Regions from separate parts of the Homo sapiens genome. Here region 2 is linked to region 1. Evidence: read pairs that join two places in POLR2A ChIA-PET (ENCODE). Cell type or tissue: Panc1. All regions are shown on one strand. Each heading gives the region's core, and the rest is flanking DNA. Links, peaks and the distances in the headings are about the cores only. Region 1 overlaps RSF1 (remodeling and spacing factor 1). Region 2 overlaps LOC107984369 (a long non-coding RNA gene).

The links. Peaks named below come from ENCODE experiments on the same cell type or tissue, not always from the same donor. Only the 100,000 strongest peaks of a DNase experiment are listed, where the experiment ranks them.
Region 2: POLR2A ChIA-PET joins it to region 1 with 9 read pairs; 11 of 35 experiments call an interaction of 5 or more read pairs at or near these places.

What each region holds. Positions count from the first base shown.
Region 1 is chr11:77,703,198-77,708,579 of GRCh38, reverse strand. The region is part of intron 5 of RSF1 (remodeling and spacing factor 1); the gene reads left to right. Among named protein-coding and RNA genes, the nearest start is that of RSF1-IT1, 34 kb to the left of the region's middle. In Panc1, for the core only: no CTCF peak of the experiment used is centred there; a DNase peak (open chromatin) is centred at 2,929.
Region 2 is chr11:77,644,817-77,650,198 of GRCh38, reverse strand. It overlaps LOC107984369 (a long non-coding RNA gene), which reads right to left. Exons shown (of 3, transcript XR_001748072.1): 3 at 3,941-3,980. Among named protein-coding and RNA genes, the nearest start is that of CLNS1A, 9.7 kb to the right of the region's middle. RefSeq lists a cis regulatory region at 5,339-5,382. In Panc1, for the core only: no CTCF peak of the experiment used is centred there; no DNase peak of the experiment used is centred there.

The DNA.
Region 1 (5,382 bases), core at 214-5,213:
AGAGCTCATTAAAACAAGTGAGATGATGAAACTTTGATTAAAACTCTTTCTGAGTGGGCTAGAGGATATGAAATGCAAAGCATTAATGGAAGGATTGGCCTTAGCTTAAAATAGACATCACTGGCTTTTTTTGATTTGGGGGATTTTTTGAGGACAGAGTTTCACTTTGTTGTCCAGACTGGAGTGCACTGGCGTGGTCATGGCTCACTGCAGGCTCAGCTTCCCTGGGCTCAGGCGAGCCTCCCACCTCAGCCTCTAGTATAGCTGGAACTACAGGGAACTACAGGTGTGCACCACCATGCCTGACGAATTTTTCTATATTTGGTCGAGACGGGTTTTATTATGTTGCCCAGGCTGGTCTCAAACTCCTGGGCTCAAATGATCTGCCCACTTTGGCCCACCAAAGTGCTGGGATTACAGGCGTGAGCCAACATGCCTGGCCAAGAGTACCTTTTCTGAAGTGCAGATCTGATTCTGTCACTCCACTCCCTGCATTAAACACACTGGGTTTCTTACTTATCTAGTTAAAAAGATATTACATGTTCACTATAGAAAACTTGGGAAAGTGTAAAGCAAAAAATAAAAATTAGTTGTTATCCTATTATCAAGATGCAACAATACTGTTAACATTGTGTTCTGTTTCTTTCTAGTCATTATTCTAGGCGTGGTTACAGATTTATTGGCTTATTTATGTGAATTAGGATTACATGAAAAATGAGTTTTATTTTCTACTTTTTGCACTTAGCATGCTACATGATAGTTTCACTGTCTTTGAAAAATTCTTTAATGAGGTTTCCAAGTGTAAAGCAGGCACTCAGTAAATATTTATTGAATAGTTATTGAATGGTTTTACCTAATTTATGCTAATACTACCAGTGTATGAGCATAATTCCTTCTGCCATATCTAGAAGCTTTGAACATTGTGACTAAATAAAAACTTTGCTGGTTGGTTAAATTAAAAATCTCACTGCTTTTTGAATTTTAATTTCTTTGATTACTAGTGGAGTTTGAACATTTCAGCCTCTGCATTGTTGGTTGACATCCATGGCTAATTTTGTTTTCGGATCTTTAGTTTTAGCTTATATTTTAAATGGTCTTTTAAGTAAATGCATTTATTAATCCTTCTTCAATGCAGTATACCTTAGCATCTGTTAAATGTATCATGTCCTTGCCCAAATCTCACTTTGTAGGTTGGTGAAATATGCTTCATAGAATTTTTAATTAAATATTGCTTTACAGTCTACATAAGACTTCCTGTTAGTAAAAGCTACCTCATGAAAAGTATTGATGTTATTTGCCAACATTTAGACTAGCTTTTGTTACCGTTTCAGTTATTCAATTTAGTCAGCACATGTTTGAGTGTCTTACTGCAGGTGAATAATCCATGATTTCTGCCCCAGAGTAGTTCATAAGACTGGTAGGATACATAGATTTGTAAATAAATAATTATAATTCTGGGCAGTAAGTGCTGCTATAGAAGTCTCTATAAAGCAATGTGCAAACACAAGAAAAGGAGCCGTTAATTCCTTATAGGGAAAGGATCAGATAAAATTATAAAATGGAGTGATATTGTAACTGGGCTTGAGGAAGGTAAGATCTTGCCTATAATATAATAATATTGGCAAACATTGAGTGCTTGCCTGGTATTACTCTTCTGAAGGCCTTATATGTAGTATTGTATGCAATCATTGGCAACCCAGGAGATTGTGCCTGTTATTTTAGTTGTTTTACAAATTAGGAAAGTGGGTGGAGGGTGGGAGGAGGGTCAGGATCAAAAAACTACATATCAGATACTATGTTTATTATTGCCTGGATGACAAAATAATCTGTATGTCAAACCCTCATGATACGCAATTTACCTGTATAACAAACCTGCGTACGTACCCTTGAACCTAAAGTAAAAGTTAAAAAAAAAAAATTAGGAAAGTGAGGAATCTTAAAAGGTACAAAATAGCAATTGCTTACTAGGCAGAGTTAACAGAGTAAAACAAAAAAGTGATGGCAGCTTTGGGAAACTGAATTTTCCGATGTGGCTGAAGTTTCTGGTAAAAAGATGGGGCCAAATAATTAATAATAGCTCCCAAGTACTGTGTAAAAGTACTTTGCATGCTCCATTTTCAAAAAGTCCCCTAAGATAAAAAGAAAAAAAAATCCTCACAGCTCCTCCTTGAGGTATAGATATTTATGTTTCAGTTTTAAAGAGCTTAGAGTCTAAAGAGACTTAGAAAGTTTCAAGTAATTTTCTAAAGGTCCCACAGCTGGCCAAGGTGGAGGTGACACAAGAGCGTTAAGGTTTGTCTGACTCTTTGAGAGTCTTAATTTTTTTTTTTTTTTTTTTTGGAGACAGAGTCTCACTCTGTCGCCAGGCTGGAGTGCAGTGGGGCAATCTCAGCTCACTGCAGCCTCTGCCTCCCGGGTTCAAGCCATTTTCCTGCCTCAGCCTCTCGAGTAGCTGGGACTACAGGCTCACACCACCCCACCCTGCTAATTTTGTATCTTTAGTAGAGACAGGGTTTCACCGTGTTGACCTTTGTGATCTGCCCACCTTAGCCTCCCAAAGTGCTGGGATTACAGGCGTAAGCCACTGCACCTGGCTGAGAGTCTTAATTTTTAATGAAATAGTTCAAATAAAAAATAGTATAAAACACTTGTATATCCAACATTTTATTTGTGTGGTGGGTTTTTTTGTTGGTTTGTTGGGTTTTTTTGTTTTTTTGGTTTTTTTTTGAGACAGGGTCTTGCTTTGTCGCACCAACAAGAATGTAGTGAGTCATAGCTCACTACAGCCTTGACTTCCTGGGCTCAAGCAATCCTCCCACGTAGCTGGGACCACAGCTCCTTCTCCAGGTATTGTGTATAGAATCTGGACCCAAAGAAGGGAAAAGGGCAAAAGGCACCAGTCAGCTGACTCCCTTCTCACCCACGACTTCCTCATACATGTCATTGGTCATAACTGGATCACATGACTCACAGCTTTAAGGTGTTTGAGGAGGCAAGTGCCTTCCTGAACAAAATAAGTTCTGTTTGTAAAAAGGAAGAGGAGAATAGATAATCGGCAGGCAACTCAGTGTCTTCTACTGTTAACTTTTATAGAATATTCAATGTATCATTACAGAGTGATTCTGCTAGGGGTGGTGGAGAAAGCACATAATAAGTGATCAATAAATATTTGTTGAGTAAATGAATGAATCACCTTTAAAAACCCACAGTAGCTACCACTTCTCTTGAGTCACCTCATTTGTGAAGAAATGTGATGCTGTGTTTCAATTTTTGGAGTGAATTTTTCCTTTGGTCACTTCAAATTTTATGCCTTTTAAACTCATTTATGTGCTCTTTTACAACTTTCTTTTGACAAACTTTGGGAAAATGCTTGTGTAACTGACCTTTTTACTAATTATTATAGTGCTTAAAGGTTCATATTCTGTCCTAGTTCTTCCTTCCTCTACACTATTTTGGAAACATATTTATTTAATTTAGAGGAGCTAGAATATTAATTGTTGTCATTTTTTTCTCTTAAAAGAACCAAGCCGGCCAGGCATGGTGGCTCACACCTGTAATCCCAGCATTTTGGGAGGCCAAGGTGGGCGGATCACCTGCAGTCAGGAGTTCGAGACCCGCCTGACCAACATGGAGAAACCCCGCCTCTACTAAATATACAAAATTAGCCGGGCGTAGTGGTGCATGCCTGTAATCCCAGCTACTGGGAGGCTGAGGCAAGAGAATCGCTTGAACCCAGGAGACGGAGGTTGTGGTGAGCTGAGATCATGCCATTGCACTCCAGCCTGGGCAACAAGAGCGAAACTTCGTCTCAAAAAAAAAAAAAAAACCAAGGCAAACACACAAAAAACCAAAGAATTTAACATTTTTAGAATAAAAGAAATATGACACCAGCGAAGAATAATAGTTGAGGTTATTTAGTCCAGCTGCTTTATTTATAGATGAAGAAAGATCAGTGAGTTTGTGACACACCCAAAGATGCATCACTAGCTAAATTAGTGTTAGTGAACCTGGGAATCTTGAACCTAATGTCATTTCTTGTTTTATTTTGCTATGTTGTTACTCAAACCAAGATCAGTTACCTTCGAATGAAAACATGGAGAAATCTGAAGAAACTGAGAAACTTAATTTTACGTTGGATCAGGGTCATGATGAAATCTTTAGATACTTTCTGAACCATAGAATAGGGATAAAAAATATTAACTTGTGTTTAGCCACACTTAGTATTGGGTTGAAGGTTTTTTTGTTTTGTTTGTTTGTTTCTATTTTTTGAGACAGGATCTCACTCTGTCACCCAGGCTGGAATGTATCCAGGCTGGAATGTGGTGGCATGATCAGGGATCAGGGTTAACCTTGAACTCCTGGGCTCCAGTGATCCTTCCACCTCAGCCTACCCAGTAGCTGGAACTACAAGCACACACCACCATGCCCCGGCTACTTTTTGTATTTTTTGTAGAGACAGAGTTTCACCATGCTGTCCAGGCTGGTCTCAAACTCCTGAGCTCAAGCGATCCACCCAACTTGGCCTCCCAAAGTGCTGGGATTAAAGGCGTGAGCCATTGCACGTGGCAGTTGAAGTTATTTTTAAAGATAGTAATCAGTATTTTAACCGTTAAACAAGGTGTTCATTTAGTTAAATTTCCTGATATACTAGCTAATCTCAATAAATGAGAATTTATTAAACCTGTTTTATCAGTGGGAAAGAGAAAACATGCAACTTAGGTAATTACTGTCATCTCTGTTTTTTTCTTACCTTATTTATGCTGTAGGACTTTTATATTTTGAATTTTTGAAATTTTTTTTTACTCTCATCTCTTGAAATATTTTAGCAGCATTCCCTATGGCACTGACTTTGTAAAGAAGGAAGAAATACTGATTACAGTTGCTTAACTCTCAGACACTGAATGGTTCTAAATGGTTCTTGGCTTTTTTATTTGCAACATCATTGTACATAAAAGAAATGGTGGTTAAATTTTCATTTCAAAAAACATATCCTGCTTTATCTTCTCACTTTTTTCCATCCCATTATTCCCATGAAGTATATCCTAACTGGTTTATCAACTTGACGAGAATCATTTCAAAATTTTAGGAAAAAAATTTATGTCTCAGTAAAACTTTGTTTAGAATTAGGTTTTTCAGTAGCAAGGATAAGGTGAAGGGATTAAAAATGTACGTAAAATTAGTAGTCAATGAATTCTGGAATGCAGTCTGTATAATCCTATTCAGAGATTATGCTATTTACTGAATATAGCTTTGGTTGTGTTTAAATCTGCACTAGTATTAGGTGCTCCTTAAAAGTTGAAAATATATAGCCAATAAGGTATAAAGAAGAATTGACAGATAAATCTAAACAGTTTCTTTGTATAGTACTAACTTCTGAAATGT
Region 2 (5,382 bases), core at 247-5,246, 58 kb after region 1:
CCTGTGCAGCTCACTAGAGGCTAGGGGCAAGTTTTTACTGGGAGCCAGTCACACAAACACCATTTTGCCTAGCACATACCGAAATGTCAGACCCCAGAAGGAAAGCACGTGTTCAGCATAAGCCATGTTGTTTGCACAAACACAAGGCACAGTGAGCCCCTCTACAGCCAGGGTAGTAGGAATCGTCTCAAAATCAAAGTTCCCAGGCACTAGTGAAGTGCTAAGCTTGTAAGCAGGTCTTTCTAATGATAAGTATTCTCAGGTTTGCTATGATAGTCTTTTTTTTTTTGCACAATCCAACCTCTTGGCTCTTATATAAGAGCAAAAGACACCTTATTGTAAAAGAGTTTATAATAATTAGGGCACTGCAAAACAGAATATGCATTAGTCAGGCAGTACAGGTTAACAGAGTGCCCAATGTGGCCTCCCACCATGGGGCCTCTAACCCATGGGTTCCCACTGTAGTCTGAAATAATTCAGCTCAGGTCAGGCCTGGTGGCTCATGCCTATAATTCCAGGACTTTGGGAGGCTGAGGCAGATGGATTGCTTGAACTCAGAAGTTTGAGACCAGCCTGGACAACATGGCAAAACCTGGTCTCTACAAAAAATACAAAAGTTAGCTGGGCATGGTGGCATGTGCCTGTGGTCCCGGCTACTTGGGGTTGAGGTGGGAGGATTGCTTGAGCCCATGAGGTCAAGGCTACAGTGAGCCATGATAGAGCCACTGCACTCCAGTCTGGATGGAATGAGATCCTGTCTTTAAAATTAAAATAAAATAAAATAAAACAATTCAGCTCAGTTCTTGATATCAGAGGTACTGCAGTCAGTTCCAAACAGCTTTTGTTTGTTTGTTTGTTTGTTTGTTTGTTTTTTGAGAGGGAGTCTCACTGTCTGCCAGGCTGGAGTGCAGTGGCGCCATCTCAGCTCACTGCAAGCTCCGCCTCCCAAGTTCACGCCATTCTCCTGCCTCAGCCTCCCGAGTAGCTGAGACTACAGGCACCCCCCACCACACCCAGCTAATTTTTTGTATTTTTAGTAGAGATGGGGTTTCACCATGTTAGCCAGGATGATCTCGATCTCCTGACCTTGTGGTCCGCCTAGCCTTGGCCTCCCAAAGTGCTGGGATTACAGGTGTGAGCCACTGCGCCCGGCCAGTTCCAAACAGTTTTGCTTGTCCTTGACATCAATTCATCAGTCTCATGAGTGTGGATGACATCCGTAAGTGTTCTGCCTGGAAAGCTGAGGAGCAGGGACCACTCTTGCTGTCTCAAAGTCAGCTCTATCAGCTGTGATCATAGGCTTAGAAGTCAGTTTGAATAAAAGGTGCTCAAAGCAGCTCGGAAAGGCAGCACGGGAAGTTTTTGTTCAGTAAGAGGGGAAAGTTTCCAGAAACAACTCTGAAAAACAAGAACATCAATTCCCTTCTTGCCCTTGCCCTCAACCAGGCCTCCCCAGGTGCTGGGGCTCTGTTTTCCTACACGTTTACAAAATCAGTGTGTTCCATTTAGTCAGTGATCAATATCTTACATTTTTTTCATCCCATACTCTAACCCGGACCTTTTGTCTGGAGGAGTTGTATGTAAGAAGGACAAAAGAATTTTCACCGATATTATAGAACAGTTTCTTAACACCTAAATAAAGAAAAAAAAAAAAGAAAATGAAGAATAAGAATAAAAATAAAGACAAAAATAATAAATGAAAAAATAGAAAAAGAATTTTCACAGAAAAATATTTTTATACCACTTAATCAAAAAGACACATCATGTTCAGAAGTTGGTCAGGACAACATCCTGAATTTTCATGCATTTTCAAAATGGGTTTATATAACTTCTCAGCCCTTTAATCCTGATTATTTATCCAGTGAGCATCCTAGAAAAGCCTTGCTTTTCTGAAGATAGCGGCATTTTACAATCAAGCTGCACTTAGATTTGTGTACCAGGAGAAAGATGAGAGAAGTAGGGTTAGGGTATCATCAATCCATTGTTGAAACTGCAAATAATTAGGAAATTCAAGCACGAGTCAACAGTAGTGAGGCATTCCTGAGAAAGGGTTGAGTCTAATCTGTCAGAGGGCTCATACTGTTTGTGATGTGCCCTCCCCTAAGTTGCAGCTTTTGGCAGGGATCACACATTAGGAATGCAATCAGTCTCTGCATCCAAAATATAGAGATGATGAGTAATTTAATTTCACACAATCTCATCGGAGAATAAACACTTTCTTGTAGGTATCTGCAAGTGACCCAGATGGACCAGCCAGTTTCCCTGATGTTTTCACAATTTATGGCCCCACAAAGGACTGTCCTAAATCTGCAGTGGTCCATGAGTGGAAGAGCTGTTTTTGAGCATATGTCTGCTTTCAGTTCTGCACAGCTCATGTTGAGACTGAAACAGGCCCATAACAGACAGTATCTAGTTTTATGTAGTGTGAGTTCCAGGCAATTAGGGTCTGTGAATTCAGGATAACATAAAAGCCAGTAGCTTCTTCAGCACCAGCAAAGTCAATATGCTTCAGGACCACAAAACTGTGTTCCAAATCTAAGTGACAAGCAGGATTCCACTGACCCTTTTTGTCTTATTAGTCTTATAGTCCAAAATGACCCACTTAAAAATCACACATCGGCCAGGCGCGGTGGCTCATGCCTGTAATCCCAGCACTTTGGGAGGCCGAGGCGGGCGGATCATCTGAGGTCGGGAGTTTGAGACCAGCCTGGCCAACATGGTGAAACCCCATCTCTACTAAAAATATAAAATTAGCCGGGCGTGGTGGCGCTTGTCTGTAATCCCAGCTACTCGGCAGGCTGAGGCAGGAGAATCGCTTGAACTCGGGAGGCAGAGGTTGCAGTGAGCTGAGATGGCACCATTGCACTCCAGCCTGGGCAACAAGACTAAAACTCTGTCTCAAAAAAAAAAAAAGAAAAAAAAAATCGCGTATCAGGCCAGAAAATCATCTGTCTCTTAAGGGTCAAGTGTCTGATTTCACAAAAGCTTATTACCAAAATAAAAACTGCTTTTGAAACTCCAAAAATATATCTCTCTGGAGATTGCCTTTTCATGTTGCCTCCCATTTTCCTGAAGCTCTAATAAGCAAAAATTGTAGTATAAATAGTTATGGGCCAGGCATGGTGGCTCATGCATGTAATCCCAGCACTTTGGGAGGCCAAGGCAGGCGGATCACCTGAGGTCAGGAGTTCAAGACCAGCTTGACTAACATGGTGAAACCCCGTCTCTACTAAAAATACAAAAAAAATTAGCCAGGTGTAGTGATGGGCGCCTGTAATCCCGGCTACTTGGGAGGCTGAGGTAGGAGAATCGCTTGAACCCGGGAGGCAGAGATTGCAGTGAGCCGAGATCACGCCATTGCACTCCAGCCTGGGCAACAGAGTGAGACTGTCTCTAATAATAATAATAATAATAATAATAAGAAGAAGAAGAAGAAGAAGAAGAAGAAGAAGAAGAAGAAGAAGAAGTTATGGAGAATTGTTCTGTTTCCAGTACTCAATGAACTTATATTCTAATGTGTCCACAAAAAAGCAAGGTTTTGACCACAAAATGAGTTAATTAAGTCATTTCACTAATGCGTTTTCCTTTTTCTCTCTTTAATTTTTATTTTCATTCCCTTCTTTTCACAGGTGTTGATCATTAACATGTTGTCTTTGCAGCTTTCCATGATTGGAATGGTTCCTCCAGCATTTATGAAATTACAAGCATATAGGCCAGGCTCAGTGGCTCTGTGTCCCACCACTTTGGGAGGCTGAGGCGGATGGATCATGTGAGGTCAGGAGTTCGAGACCAGCCTGATCAACATGGAGAAACCCTGTCTCTACTAAAAATACAAAATTAGCTGGGCATGGTGGCACATGTCTGTAATCCCAGCTACTCGGGAGGCTGAGGCAGGAGAATTGCTTGAACCCGGGAGGCGGAGGTTGCGGTGAGCCGAGATTGTGCCATTGCACTCCAGCCTGGGCAACAAGAGGGAAAGTCTGTCTCAAACAAACAAACAAACAAACAAACAAAAAGAAAGAAATTAGAAGCATATAACATTTTACGTCAATGTTTATACATCCAGATATAACAGCCACAAAATACGAAACCATTTTTTTAAATTCCCCATTTTTTTGCTCTCACTGCAAATTTACTCAAACCTCAGTAGTAAATTCAGCATTTACAGGGTTAACATTTGAGTTTCCAGAGAAGATCTTGGCTGGAATCTAAGGAGTGGGCATGGTGGGTCTGCTGCATCAGTGGCAGCAGCTAGGCTGAAGAATGAGTTGGGGTATTCTTCTCCCTCTGTTTTGTCTAAAATTTTACTGTAGCCCTGAACTCTAATGTTATCTTTTTTCCCCCCACCTGGAAGAGAGGTTATTTTTTCCACCTGGAAGACAGAACAAATATAAAAGGTATCATCTGGACTGCATCCCTCCCCAACCCTGTGTTAGCCTGAAGAGCCAAAAGCAGCCAGGGGTTCCACTAAGCCAAATCTCCTGGAGTTGGAGCTATCATTTTAAAATTCCATAGGTAACTTCTGCCCCTCACAACAGAGTTTCAGCTGCTTTATTATACCATGGATGATTCCATAGCCACCCAGGCACCAAAGATTCATCATACCCCATTCCCCTTCATCTTTCCTCTACCCAAACAATGCGTGGACCACATATCATTGAGTCAGGGTCATTCTAGTGAATTTCACTTTTGACACGTACTGTGTCAGGGTCATCAAGACAACTCTTAGGATGGACAGGAGGATGCATAGGACTCAGCATATAATCATACTCATGCTATTTGTCTTAGATGATGGGTGAGAAGGAGTTCTTTTACAAAGTAGCCAGGCATGGTGGCTCACATCTGTAATCCCAGAATTTTGGGAGGCAAGGCAGAAGGATCACCTGAGCCCAGGAGTTTGAGACCAGCCTGGGCAACATAGTGAGACTTCATCTCTAGAAAAAAAATTTTTTTAATCTGTTAGGCATAGTGGTACACACCTGTACTCCCAGCTACTCAAGAGGCTGAGGTTACAATTGCCACTCCAAAATCATAACTGAGACACTGAAAGACATCTGACTTAACCAACTCCATCTTGCCTCTAACTCCAAGCTGTCATTATTCATTCCTGGGCATTAGCTGAACTGACTTTGGGAGGCACTTAGTTTATAATCCGCAGTTTAGAACAAAGACAATAACAGCCCTTTCCCAAAACAAACCCACATCTTGCCTGGGGACTAGACTGCCTAAGTAGGACTAACAAATTAGCCAAAAGATCAATTCTGACCCTCTCCAAATTGCTCCTGGGGATAACATCACTATTGTAAGGCCTAAGATCTGTGCCTGAGATGTTTTGCAGCCCCTGCACTTGATGGATCAGCTGGCACCACCCAGCTCAATAAA